Linked DNA regions of Mus musculus: region 2 is linked to region 1. A link is a contact called in ENCODE Hi-C or POLR2A ChIA-PET data. All regions are on one chromosome and are shown on one strand. The core of a region is the stretch at or near the end of the contact, and the rest is flanking DNA. Distances in the headings are between cores, read along the strand shown. Region 1 holds the start of Tbk1 (TANK-binding kinase 1). Region 2 holds the start of Xpot (exportin, tRNA (nuclear export receptor for tRNAs)).

Region 1 (7,138 bases), core at 1,475-3,974:
CACAGGCTGTGCCCCAGCGGTCACTCACAACATAGGTCTGTTGAGTCTTTTTTAAATGCACTAGGAGCCAACTCTGTCCATCTGTGATGGGATTAGAAAGCCCGGTGTTTTTCTGTGATATTAGATGTCCTCCGAGCACAGCCCACTTGGATTTGTTTGTTTGGTTTTGCCTTGAGACTGGGTCTCACTATACAGAGCAGCCTGCCTCCCCACTGCTGGGATTAAGCTGAGAAGCACCAAGTCTGACCACCCGTGTGTTGATGACTTGCAGTCAATTAACTATGTGTGCTGCTTCGTGCAACAGGAGAAAGCCAGAAGAGCAGCCTCGGGAAAGACAGACGGAAGTCCGGCAACCCAGCTGTAGGCGCTTACACTGAAATCTAAGTCTGTATAGTGAACGCCAGCGGCGGCCGACTTCTATCCCAAGCACTGCGCAAAAGCAGAGGAACGGAAAGGGAAAGGGCCAGGTCATCCTCAGCCACATAGTGAGTCCAAGGTCGGCCTGGACTGCACGAGAGTCTGTCTAGGAATGCAGTTAGTAAAAGCCTGGCGTCTACTGCAGAGTATGTATACTTGGTGGTAGAGGGCTTGCTTGAAGACCCAAGTTCCATCCCTAGCACCACAGAGCAGGGAGGGGACACAGATTTAGGAGAGATTTGTCTTTTTCTCCTTTGGCTGTGTGTTGTCCAGGGATATATATTTCCTAAAATCTTTTTAAAGTGAATTTATATGTGCACATATGTGTGTGTAGGGGGAGGATAAGAACTGAATTATTTGAAACAGGTTATTATTTGAAACTGTATTACTCTACTCAGTATTTTGGCCAGGTCCCAGTCCCGGGTTGCAGGTGTTGACTGCCACCAAGGTTTGATACGGGATCCAAATTCAGGCCCCCATCTCGTCCATCGAGCACTTTGTGAACTTGAACCCACGCCCCCCCCCCCCCAATCCCCTAGAATCTTTTTCTGATTTTTAACTCCAGGAGAGATAGCATTTTCCTTACATTATAAAATAAAAGCAGTGAAGTAAATTGACAGCTAAGGATCTCTATTTCATCTCTTGAACGATGAAAATAGTGACGTATATATAGTACTTCTATAAATAACAGTTTTTAAGAAATAGGTAAGTGGGGCAGGTTTGGTGGCTTCTGCCTGTAATCACTGCATTCAGAGGGGGCCAAGGCCTGTTTCAAAAACAACAACCAAGACAAGCAAAACCAGGTGTTGCTTTGCTATGTTCCTGTACACTGTGGGAGAGGTAATAGCATCTGTGGGACACAGCAGAATTGTACAAGTGTACAATTAGTGTGTAGCAGAGCACAGCAGTTACGAGCTTGTATAACGAGGACTCTGGATCCAGATTTAAGTAGATTCAAACACCACTTAACACCAGTAACCGATTTTAGGACCTTGAGCAAGTTAAATAACTTCTTCCTGCCTTGGTTTCCCCGTCAGAAATGGGGAACAGTGGTAGCTACCTCATAACTTGTAAAGAATCCAATGAATTAAAACACAGGTCTCAGTATTAGCTTGTATTACTGTACTATCGAGTCCATACACGGCTCTCTAAAGCCCTACAGAGGGTTCATGTGTTTAGACCTGAGAAATCAGGACATGGAAATCAGAGCATATACATAAGGAACTTAATTTTAATGTAATCATGTCTAATGATCCTCATCTTCATTCCTTGAGATTACCCAAGTACCGTCATGACCAAGAAGCCTTTCCGTCATTGAGTACCTGATTTTTAAAAGCAAGCACCCAAATAATTCTCTCTAGGGAATCTCATTTGTTACAGGTGAGAAGACAGAGGGTTTTATGGTGCCTGAGTTAGTCCTGTGCCTAACCAGTGGAGTTTCCGTCTCTGTGCTTGCTAATAGTTTCACAAGTGGCTTGACTTTTTTAGAAGTATTATGTGGTATTTTACTGTGTATCACTTCTGTGGTAAACATGTGAAGTCCTTTGGCTTAGTCATACTTCATAACTTTTGAACGTTGGGTTTTTTGTTGGAAGAAACTTGGATGAATCTGTCATGTCATTAACAGAACTGAAATATTCTATTGTAAGACGTGCATTTGCGGTTAGAATGGTCTTGTTGCCTAAACTGTCTAAAATTCTAATAAAATAACTTTCTAAGAAGTCATTGGAGTGGGCCTTTTAAAATCTCCATTTTGAGTTTGATGAAAACGGATTAGAAGTGGGCAGAGATTCAGCTTCAGCCCCCTGTTTCAGTCAACGCCTCTGCCAGCCCTTAACCACTCCCGGCTCCCGTCCTCGGAGATCTGCTCGCCCTCGGTCTGGAGGGTGCCTTAGGTAGAAAGAGGAATTTGGTGCATCGTGCTTCCTTGGAAGCAAATCCTTGTAAGGAATGCCTGCTTGAGCAGGACCTGATCATACAGCAGTTTACCTCTTAAGTTGTCAAGTTCAAGTCTCCAGTGTTACCATTTTCAAAAACAGAAACTGAAAGCGACTTAAAGAGTACTGATGGCATGAACGGATACTTGCTTCACGCAGCAGCCAAGCGACGTTGAAACACAAACCCGCCCCATCTACTCTGCGAAAGCGATCGGCGGCCAGCCCGCTGTCCACGGGTGGCCGTGGGCGTCACCTCCTTGCCGCACGCCGGCCGCCCCGCACTCCCTTAGCTCCTCCCGCCCGCACTGGAGACTGCAGCCCAGCGAGCTCGGCCGCCGCGGAGTACGCACGCGCAGGCGCGCCCCGCACTCGGTCACGTGCTCCGTGGCCCGGGCTGGCGAAGCCGGAAGTAGCCTGGGGCGCGAGAAGGCCCGGGAGCCGCGGGCTGTACGCGGCGGACACTCGCGGGGTAAGAGGGGCGGGCGGAGGCCGGTGGGGGCGGACGGGGCCGGAGGGGCCGGGCGGGGGCGCGCCCAGGGGTCGGGGAGGCGGCGTGCTGAGTCAGCGCGGGGCCGCGGCCCCGGGAGCCCCGCAGCCTCGCGCTCGCCCGGGATGGGCCCTGGCGGCCGCCCGGGCACCGGGGCTGCCCTGGCCGGAGTTGACTCGCCGCTCCCACCCTTGGTCCAGCTGCCGCCGCCGGCAGTTTTTAGACGGACTGGCGTTCCCGAGGGTTGACTCACCCGAGGATACCGGCACCAGACGTTTTTAATGTACACAGCGAAATGCAAACCCCCCTGTCTTCTCGTTCCTCCCCGACCTGCTGGATTTATTTCCCGGATCCATTCCCCTGGTGTTTTCTGTCAGGCGTCCCAAGACGGATTCTCCCCCGAGAACTGTCAAAACCCGACCTTTCCCATTCCGGGACCTCTGCTATCTACGGAGTAAATGGGTGACATAGAGGGAGAGTTGGGAAATCCTGGAACTTTTGTCCCTACACCATGTCACCAGACCTGTTTTATCCTCGGTAACTTTCGCTTTAAGCAATCAAAGGAAGTAGACTGCCTACAGAATCACAGATAACTTACTTGTTGAATGCCAGATAATACACTTGTCAGGATTTGGGGAGATTTACATAGCAAGCATCCGTTGGGTGTGCTGAGTCATGTTTTAGTCCCGAGGGGGTTCCTGGAAAAGTTTCAGACCATTACTATTGCGGACCCATCTTTTTATATTGGTATAGAGAGAGAGCTTATCTTATATATCTTAGCTGATAAATATGTTTTCAGCTACCCACTAGAGACATATGCGCACTTGGTGATGAATCTGTCCTTTACAGTTATTTAACAGCAGTGCAGCATCAATTAGGGAAGGTTTCCCGTTACATATTTGGGTTTATCGCCCCTTGAATGGAGCGTACGTAGTTAAGTGGTAAGTGCATTTGTTGTTTTCGAAAAGGGTTCCTTTTTTGCTTACTTCAAATAGACAGATGGCTGTACAATTTCTTATCTAAATTACATAGGTGATAAAATTCTAAGTATAAGTACTGTGTAAGAGATTGTCGAACCTTGGACTCTTGGGCATTTCCCAGGACCCTAACTTGGAAGATCAGAGTTCTAGCTTACTGGAAATGGACTTGCTATCTGACCTCACAACAGTCTTAAAGGAGTCTGATCTGTCTGGTGTTGGTGCCATCTATTCGGTTGCATGGCCTTCTTGTGTTAAAAGTCAAGTCTGCAGTTGGTACATCTTAGGATTTGGTAATATATACTTGGTGTGTGTATATACATCCTGTCCATTTAGAAGTAAGGGGAATGACTACTTTTTGATGGTTTTTACGTGTGTGTGTGTGTGTGTGTGTGCGCGCGCGCGCGCGGTCTCATACATGCCGTGGCACAGATAGTCCATGTGGGTTCCGGGAACTGAACTTAGGTTATCAGATTTGGCAGCAAGCCCCTTTGCGCACTGAGCCATTTCACTGGCTCAGGAAAACCATCCTTAAACAGAATCAAAAGAGTTACTGGCTTTTCAAGAATAGTAACTTCTGTACTTTTCAGTTACAGTTTCTCTGTGGGCGAGATTCTGCCTTCTGGGACGATCCTGTAGTGGTGATGGTTTTCTGCGCTTCCCTAAGTTCTTTCATTTGTCTCCCAGCATGTGAGAGGCAAAGGCAGGAAAATTGCAGGTTCGAGTCCAACTTGGGCTTGTGAAGAGACCCTGGGTCAAAAAATATTTTTTTGTAAATCAGGATTAATCTTTTCAAGCAATTGGAGGAAATAGTCAATATTATTTTGATTGTCAGAGACAGTACTAGACAATAAACGGATGTTTCTTACAGCTCTGGGATTTAAATTAAATTGAATATATGAAATAAAAGCCAAACATGGGGGATGGAAGTGGTTGGGAACACTTGCTACTCGCACAGAGGGTGGGCTTGAACTCCCAGCACCCACAGCAAATGGGTCACAACATAATTCCAGCTCCCGGGGATCTGACTCACACCCTCCAGCATCATGGGCACAGACTCAAATACTCATATCCAATTCTTTTTAATTTGAAAAAAAAAAAAAAAAAAAGCCAGATATCCCTGTAACTCACCATTTTGGAGGCTAAGACTGAAGACTAATCTGCGTCATATGGAGAGCTGAAAGCCAGGCTGGGAAGGTTGGTAAAACACTATCTCCAGAGCGGAACAAGAATGATGGAATATATGTGGTTCACTGTTGCTGCTGTATTGCTGGGAACATACTGCATTTCAGTCTAACAGATACTGGGCAGTCCTACTTCAAGCTAACCGTGGCTCACACTCGTTATTTCCTTAACAGCATACATGCAAATCTCTTCTTCCCCCTTATCGTGAGGAGAAGCGCCTGGACAAGCCGAGATGCAGAGCACCTCCAACCATCTGTGGCTCCTGTCTGATATCCTAGGCCAGGGGGCCACTGCAAATGTCTTCCGAGGAAGGCATAAGGTAGGTCCAGTGCTGCCTGTCAGGCTCATCTCGACCTGGTCCTGTCTTCCAACAAGCACGCCGAAGTCCAAAGAGAAGGGATTTTGTGGGCTTTGTGATTAAGATTTAGCTTGTTTTGGGGCGGTGAACACCTACCTAGTGGTGCTAGTTTCTGAGTTTACAGAATGGAAAAACACTGGAAGAGATTGGACAGTGTTTCCCACCTGCCTTCCTGGTGTGACATGCAGTGGAGGGAGGCATGACCGACAGGCGGACAGGCAGATGCCCAGAGTTTAAAAGGAGCCCACTGGTGATTCGCGTCTCTAAATAGCACCATGCAGGGTGGATTGGAGGTGGAAGGCTGTGTTGTGTTGTAGTACGAGGCCGTCTGCAGCTGTAGGAATGGGGTGGGATTGAAGGGTTGCTCCTGGCAGCATGGCAACAACCCCCAGCATCCTGGTGAAATCTGTAGCGGAGGCTGAAAGTAAAGCCAACTAGAGTAGCCAGGCAGAGATGGCGCACACCTTTGGTCCAGTGCTCAGGAGGCAGAGGCAGACAGGTCTCTAAAGTGCGAGTTCCAGAACAGCCTAGCCCACATAGAAGAACCCTGTCTTTAAAAGAAACAAACAAACCAACAAAAACCAACAAAAAAAGGTAACTAGAATCGTTTAAAATGAAGAAATTGAAGATAAATGTGAAGAGAGTTGGAAAGGGACAGAGTAGGAACGCCTTTTCCAGGTAAAATCCTGACTTTTCTCCGGCGCCGTGAACGTGTTTGAGGGTGAGTTTTGTTTGGAGCGCTGTTGTTCTTATTTTCCGACACGGGAACACTAAACATGTTATCGGCAGTGGGGAGGAGAGGCCCTCTTCTGTTTTCCTGTGGCTTTGAGATTGTCACTGAGACAGCACGCATGGGCAAGGTGCTCTTTCCTCTGGGGAGCAAATACGATTGTAAGCAGCTGTGTGGCTCATAAAGCATGAATCATACATGTCACACGCGGTTCTAGCAGTTTCCTCTTCGTTCCGGAACTGCCCCCAGGCTCCGGGGCCTCCCTCAGGTTCACTTCCACTATTCCTGGGGGTTTCTTTGCTAGAAATTGCTATTTGTTTGTGAACAACAGAATTTAGTGTTAACACACCTAACCTTCTGTCTTCCTTTGTTCCAAATTACCATAATGGTTACGTGGTGCGTGTCAGGCACTGTGGGGGCTGGAGTTGTTACGTATAACCAATACCAGTCCCTGCACGTGACAGGTTTGATTTGGTTTTCTGGTGGCTTTAGGAAGGATGTAAGTTGGAAACAATGGCAGTCAGTAGCTGTGACTTGGCTGACATGTTTAGAACGATGGCATTACGGAATAGTTTATGTTTCCTGTCCTTTCCCCTGCTTGGCTACTCAGTGTCCTTCATGTGAGTGCCTAGACGGAAGTGGTGGATCTTGGGAAATGTTCACTGATTGAAAGAATAACTGGATGGGAAGGTCTTAGTGATAGCAGTCTCGGCTTCAGGTATTTAAGACTGCACCAGAAGGCTGGGTGTGAGGCGTGGGCTGGAGATGGCTCAGAAGTTCAGAGTACACAACTGCTGGTGCACAGGACCTGATTCTGTTCCCAGCACCCGTGTCACGTGGCTCACAGCAGCCTGGAAGTTCAACTCCAGGGAGATCTGATGCCTCTGCCCTCCACAGACACCTGCAATCACTGGATACACAGACAGACAAGTACCATGGTTAGAAACACGAACATTGGGCTGGAGAGCTGTCTCCGTGGTTAGAGCAGTGGCTGCTCTCACAGAGGACAGGGTTTGCTAACCAGTGCCCACCCACGTGGTGGCTCAC
Region 2 (7,138 bases), core at 1,527-4,026, 40 kb before region 1:
GGAAACACATGTTTTAGTTGTGGTGTGGCCAGGCCTTAGCCCACACCTTTAACCCAGGAGCTTTCTTCTTGAATATCGTAAACAGGATTAAATAAAGTCAATCGTTGGTCAAGAAGCAGAGCAAGCAGCCAGTCAACAGGAAGTGAACATAGGATTATTCAGAAAAAAACCATAGAGAGTAAGAGGGAGTCAGGAGGATGGGTAGAGAGACACACAGGAAGTAGAAGGGAGGGGCATTCAGTTTGAAGGAGGTTTTTTTTTTTTTTTTTTTTTTTTGAGACAGCATGAGGGAGGGGATTCCTGGTGGGATATCAGCTGAGGAGGAGGGTTAGCTGGGTGCTTTCTCTGCCTCTCTGAGCTAGCAGGCTCCCGAGTCTTTGTTGGTAAAATCGATTTTGTTATAAAACAGCCATCATCCCTGATGAGTAAGGACTTTGCAGAGCAGCCTTTTTAAGGGAGAGGAGCGCCCACACTCAGTAAGTAACCCCTTACGCATGCTCAAGTAAGTCCAATAAACTCCTGGGGTCCCCACACTGAACTTTGAAGGAGTCTAGGTGAGCTTGTTCTTAGGACCTTGGGAAGAGGGGTAGACTTGAAGATTGCCCTGGGAAGGAGTTTTAGTAACATAAGTGAGTAAGGGTAGCTGCTAAGAGGTAACATCAGTTTTTATTCTACTTCCATTCCCTCCTCACTCTGTCCGATCTGCTGGCAAGTTTTGTTAGCTCTTTGTGGTCTGGGCATTGAAGCTAGGGTGGTGGGTGCGAGGTAAGCACACTATCACTGAGCTATATCCCTAGACCTCGTCATTCACTTTTAAAGAGAGGATATAGCTATTGTGCCCTGGCTGGCCTTGAAGTTGAGATCCTCCTGCCTCAGCTTCTGAAGCAGCTTGGATCACAGGCTTGTAGAACAGGTCTGGCTTATTCTTAGTGGGAGCTAGAGGCAAGGCTTTGACTACATTGAACATGTACACTGAGCATGTACTGAATAAGATATTAGGTGTATTGGCACACACCATTAGTCTCAGTACTTGTGAGGGAGACAGAGGTAGGGGGATCTTGGTAAGTTCAAGGCTAGCCTGGTCTATATAGTGAGTTCTGGAACAGCCAGAGTTTACTGTAGAATACTGTTTCTAAGAAACGAAAGGAAATCTACACGTTGGGTGCACTGCATTGTTTTCATGATAAACTCTTTAAACTCGGGAAGTAAACAATTCAAAGATCCCCCCCAAACTAACCAGATTAACAATACCATCCCCTCCCTCATGCTATACACTCTTGGACAAGCTGAATTGCTGGAACCTGTCCTACCTGCTGTCTTCGGGGAGGCTGCTGTCTTTATATCATTTCTGCTCCTGTAAGAAAGTCACCCCAGTAAAAGCCATTGGTTCACCAAGCTTGACTTTCGTGGTATCCTCACTTTAGTCTGTCATCAGTACCGAATCTGGGTATCTATCTGCAGTGAACAGATGTTTGTCCATGTATCCCCAGAGATAGTGTCACTTATGATAAGTCTAACACGTGTATCAAACTTAATTCATGAAATAGTCAGACCTGGTGACAACCTGGAACTCCAGCACTCTGGAATCTGAAGCAAGAGAACAGTGAAGGCCAGCAAGTTTCAGGCTAACCAGAGCTACATAGTGAGCCTCTCTCTGCCTCTAAATAAAATTAACCAAACCTTACCCTCTGAGGCTGGTACTGTCCCACTCTACATAAAATGAGTAAACTGAGATGGACTTTAACACTCATGATGCCAACAATAATGGAGGTGCAGCCTTAGGATTTAGGTAAGGTTGCTGGAGCTTATACTGCGCCCACACAGTAATAATAGCACGGGATCAAAGAAACAAAGCGAACGGAAGCACGGGACTTGTACGTATGTTTTCCCTCTCTCTTTTCTTTTTTTCTTTTTTTGAGACTGTGTTTCTCTCTGTAGTCCTGGCACTCGCTCTGTAGATGTGGCTACCTCTGCCTCCTCAGTGTTGGGATGAATGGTAATCGCCACCATCACCGGGGACTGCTTTCGGTTTTCTTTTTTTCTTTCTATCTTTTTTTGTAGGCAAATTTAGTAATATTTAAACTGGGCGTGGTGGTTCATGCCAGTAATTCCAGAATTTGTAAAGTTTAGGCCAGCTTGGGAAAAATGAGTGAAAACCAGCCTGGGTTATGGAGTGTGATCTTGCCTCAAAAGCAAAACAAGTAAATAAAAATACAGCGGATTTTTTTTTTTTTTAAAGAGTCCTTAAGCGTCTGGACTCTTGACACGTGGAACCGCTGGAAAGGAATTCAGCAACTGACTCAACACGTGGTTTCAACCACGTCCACTTTTCCGATCTCAGGATCTCCGCACTGCCACCTGACCAGACCCTTCTGGAGGGAGTGGAGAGTTACTAATTCACGCCGACGCTCAAAGCAGAGCGCAACGTGGCCGGTCTTCTAAAAGCTTAGAGGACCTCAGTAACCTGTAGCTAGGAGGGCGGTGTGCACTCTCCCAGCATGCACCACAGGCCCGCCGGCCACGCCCCCTGCGAGCTCCAGGGAGCACGTGCGCGGTCCTCCTCTCGGAAGCGTCCCATGCGCTTTGCACGCTGGGAGTTGTAGTCCCCCGGGCCCAGCCTGCTGGCGGCCGTCTGCACTCTACTTCCATGAGGCTGCTGCTAGCGCGGGTCCGCGCGGTACGACGCGGGGGGCGTGCCTCGCGCTGACTCAGCGGCGGCGTTAGCGGGACCCTGCGCAGTTTTCCTTCCAGGGCCGCCGACTCCGCCCGCCGGCTTGCCAACCTGCCCTCCCCGCTCCGCGCCACGCAAGAGAAGGCGCCCGGGGAACGCCGAGCGCCGAGAGGAGCGCGGCCCGGGCCGGCTCCGGCGCTAGCGCTGCGGCTGTATTGGAGGACTACAGCGACAAGGACGTGGGCCGCTCTCCGTGCTCCCTGCGTACGGCCCGCTCCTTGCGGCTGGCCGACCCTCGGGAGTGCAGGCGAGGAAGAGATATTGGAGTGATGGTGACTGGAGGCGTAGGGCGGCGGGCCGGGGACCCTACGTGGCCGGGCGAGCCGGACTTGGGGTTGGGGACGATCGGTGGCGGCCGCGTCCCTAGTGCGTGGCTGCCGGTTGCCGGGTGTTTCATCACCCGAGTGGCCACGAGGCTTCGCTCTGGGAGGGATCCGGGCGAAGGATAGGGGGCGAGGCCGGCCTAGGAGGCTGCCCCCCAACCCCATTTGTGATAGTTTTAGAGTGCGTCCCACCAGTTTGAGCTGTAGGGACCTCAAAGTTGATCCGCTTCCCACCCCGGGACAAATAGGAGAGAAAGTGTTATTTCTGCGTAGTAATTTGCCAGCAGGGACAGCCTTTTCCCCTTTTTGCTTCTTTACAGTCTTGCAGCCACGGAAAAGCTTGATGTTCCCTGTAACCTGAAAAACGAGTACTTTTTGGAAGCCTTAATTAGTTGTTACTGGGGGAAGTTACGTTGTATTAAAGCGACTTGTCAACTTGATGTTAAAAGGCTGGAAAGATTCAGTCGGTCTCAAACAGGCTTAAGTAGGTGTGGAGGAATTTTCCACATTGTTTGATTATTCTTGACTTAATGGCTGAGGGAAAAATTAAGGCTTCCAATTTTACATGTTTTTTTTTCGCTCCCCCCACCCCCACATCCACCTTTGCAGGTAGTATAAGATGTTTACCATATTGTAACAATGTTTAAGCCTGCAAGGCTCTGCATCGGTAGGTCAGAAAGCTAAGCTTCCTTTGCCGGTCTTTATTAGGCAATCGTTACCTTTTAACCCTGTGTTTTATTCACAGATAGGTGGTTTACCATCTCATTTTATTTTGGTTTGATGTTTTTTTCCGATTGTGTAGAGGGCGAAGGTTTGTGAGGGATTCCTCACTATGGAACAAGTTTGCTGAGGATTTTTTTTGTTGGTGTTGAGCATGTGCTCGGCTGGGCCTCTTATTTATCTTTTTTCCTCTTGTCAAGATTAGCGTGAAATGACAAAACGCTTAAGCAGTTTTTTTCCCAAAGCAATGGATAATTTAAAGGAACTCTAGTGGATTTCTCAATCAGGGGTTTACAGACAGTCTTACACCGACTTTTCTCTCTGAGCATTTTTAGCAGGAATACTACTTTACTTTAAGAATGTTTCAAGTTGTGCATCCTGCGTGCCTGTCTCTGACTTTGTACCCTATTGGAGGCATGCTTTGCACACATGCACACATTGTAGTCTTTAGGACTTTGCCCCTTTTCCTGCAGACAGAATGGAATGCATACTTTTGGGGTGTTTGTTTGTTTGTTTTGGTGTGCAGCTTCAATTTTTGTTTTGTTTTTGAGACAGAATCACTATAGCTCTGGCTAGCCAGAACATCCATATGTAGATAGACCAGGCTGGCTTTGAAGTCCCAGATCCCCCTGCCTCTACCTCCCAAACAGTGGGATTAAAAGGTGTGTGCTACTTTGAGTGACTGAATGGTTGTGTCACTTGGGGTGTGTGTGTGTGGGTCGGTGGGGTTGGTTGGTTGGTTGTTTTTTCAGACTGGGTTTCTCTGGGTAGCCCTGGCTGTTCTGGAACTCTGTTGACTAGGCTAGCCTGGAACTCAAGAGATCAGAGACCCTCCTGCTTCTGCCTTCCCAATGCTGGTATTAAAGATGTGTTTTTGTTTTGTGTTTTATCTGTTCTTACTGATAAGGATTGGAATATAAATCTAGAACTTAAAAAAACTACATATATTTATCTCATATATGTACAGATGTGTGCATGTGTGAATGTGCGCATGTGCAGTGTACATGCGCAGTTCTCTTCTTCCACCATATGGATCTAGGGTTTTCAGGGGTCTTTACCCGTGAATCATCTCACTAGTTCAAACCCAGAGCACTAAAAACCTAAAACCTGTGTTTTCACATTTTAAGAACATAGTAATGCATTCATATTTCACAATGGTTTGGGGTTTTTTGTTTTTGTTTTGTTTTGTTTTTTGTTTTTGAGAAATCAAACTGTCACATGGTAGGTCGTGGAAAGGATTATTTAATCCTGTTCTGTTAGGATCAAATAGTAGAGCGTCGAAGCTGTATTGCTGCACGAGGTGATCTGGAGGTGAAATATTGGAGGCCTTGCAGGGTTTAGCCTCGAAGCTGAGAAGAGCTGTGTGTGTGTGTGTGTGTGTGTGTGTGTGAAGTAGGGTGTGCTTGAGAGCTGCCGTGTGATGTGGCAAGCATTGCTGGCCTTGCTGAGGAGCACGAAGAGTGGTCAGGAATTGTTGAGAAATGTTGGCATCTCAATCCTGTAGGCAGTTGGAATTTAGATTGCCTGGCTGGGGTCTGCAAGGTTGCTATGAGTGATCAGAAGAGGGGGCTTAACTTGGATCCTGATTTTTTTTTTTCAATTCCAAAAAGATCAAGGAAAACAGAAGAGTATAGAGATCTATCTGCGGCCTGGCCCTGGCTTCACCACGCCTGAAAGGCTGCCCGTGACCTCCGTTCACCTCTTGGCCTCTTTAAGTTCTCTGTGGCTCTAATAATTTAAAAACAGATAAATAAAAAAGATGTGTAGCTTTATAATAGGAATATAAGGATATATCTGTATGTGCTTATATGTGTGCTTGTATATATATGTGCAGGTGGAAGGCAGGGAATCCATATTAGATGTCTTCATCTGTTGATTTTCACTATAACTTTTTTTTTTTTTTTACAATTTCATACATGTATATAATGCATGCTGCTTATTCTCCTACCTTGAATATTTGTCAGAACTCTCCGCCTCTCCTTACTTTTTGAGGCAGGGTCTTACTGAACCTGGGACTTAGCAGTTTGGCTGAGTAGCTGGCCAGAAAACTTTGGGGATCTGACTGTTGTTTCCACCTCCTTCCCCACCCCCAGCACTTCATGCTTGTTTCTAGAAGAATTACTTTCTGTATTTGGCCGGGGCACTTTGCGGGGCGATAGCACCTGAAAGCTTTAATGGCATACTTGTTTAGAGTCTGCACAATTATGCTGCTGTGGGCTCCATGGCCCACTTTTGTTCTTGTGAGGTCTAGACTCTTAAGGTGGGTTTTGACCCTTCAGGAGCTGTGTATTTTCAGCCACATCTGATATTCTAGGTGATCATCTTTTGTTTTCTGTGCACAGATGATTGTGGATTCTGCTGTGGGATTAGAAGCCACGTCTGTTGTGATCGGAAAACTCCAGGAATAGCGGCCGAGATGGATGAACAGGCTCTTTTAGGGTTAAATCCAAATGCCGATTCAGACTTTAGACAGAGGGTAAGTCAGTCAATGTAACTATTTTGAAAAGCATGCAACCATAAACACGTGTCAGAGGATTTAGACAGCAAACACATCTGATGATAGAGGTATAATTTGAGTAAACATTAATAAAACCAAACATATTTGAGGCATGTTCTGAATATTGAAACATCGAGTGTTCTGATTGATTTTTGTTAGATTGGCTGAGCCAGGATCCTGAAACCTGACCCGTTAAGGCAGGACTTTGTGCAACATGGGACGTTGCTAATTGTTGCAACGTTGTAACACAGTTACAGAGACAGAGAACTTTGTAGTAGGCAGTATATGTTTTACCCTGTGGTTGCTTACCTTGCACTGCAAGTTGCTTAAGTCTGAAGTTGGTGACAGTGAGCCTCCTTACTAGTCTCTGCAGACTGGAAATAAGCAGTTCCCGTATGCCACACCTTAAGTTATATAAAACAATTTTGTGATGAGAAATCCATTAGGAGATGCTGGTATATTTGGATAAATGTAAACAATTAAACCCACTGTCATGCAGAAGTCTACTAAGTACTGTAGCTGAGTGATAAAAGAAGACGCTAGAAGAACAACAAGCCTTTAATTAATGTTTAAAGACGTGAGCGTTCTGAAGTTTAGGATCAAAGGAAGGAGGGTTATTCTTGTAGCAAAGGAGAGAGAGTACTTGTTATAAATGAGCCAGAGTTAACAATCTCACTATGTATTAGAGCCATATTTGTTTGGCTTTTATGTGGTTTAAAAGACAAAACAAAACTTCCCAAGCAGTTTCTGATACAATACACACCTCTGCTGATTAGAAGGAACTCCCCCTCCAAATACAGCAACTAATAGAAATCTAGGTGTAGGCACATCAAAAACCTAGCAGTCAAAACCAGGTAGTGTTGGTGC

Evidence for each region. Hi-C counts contacts between places; a loop is a spot of excess contacts on that map. ChIA-PET counts read pairs that join two places held with the same protein, here RNA polymerase II (POLR2A).
Region 2: a map of heart shows a loop between it and region 1 (6-fold over the local background). The contact joins the promoter of Xpot here to the promoter of Tbk1 in region 1. A Hi-C loop is called at or near these places in 11 of 37 maps with a recorded cell type or tissue (adrenal gland, gastrocnemius, heart and 1 more). POLR2A ChIA-PET finds 5 or more read pairs at or near these places in 3 of 5 experiments (Patski and embryonic stem cell).

Annotation. Positions count from the first base shown.
Region 1 is chr10:121,582,380-121,589,517 of GRCm38, reverse strand. It overlaps Tbk1 (TANK-binding kinase 1), which reads left to right and starts at 2,724. Exons shown (of 21, transcript NM_019786.4): 1 at 2,724-2,823; 2 at 5,177-5,322. The coding sequence starts at 5,236. It overlaps Xpot (exportin, tRNA (nuclear export receptor for tRNAs)), which reads left to right. Exons shown (of 25, transcript NM_001081056.2): 25 at 1-2,138.
Region 2 is chr10:121,621,970-121,629,107 of GRCm38, reverse strand. Xpot (exportin, tRNA (nuclear export receptor for tRNAs)) reads left to right here and starts at 2,776. Exons shown (of 25, transcript NM_001081056.2): 1 at 2,776-3,003; 2 at 6,117-6,250. The coding sequence starts at 6,191.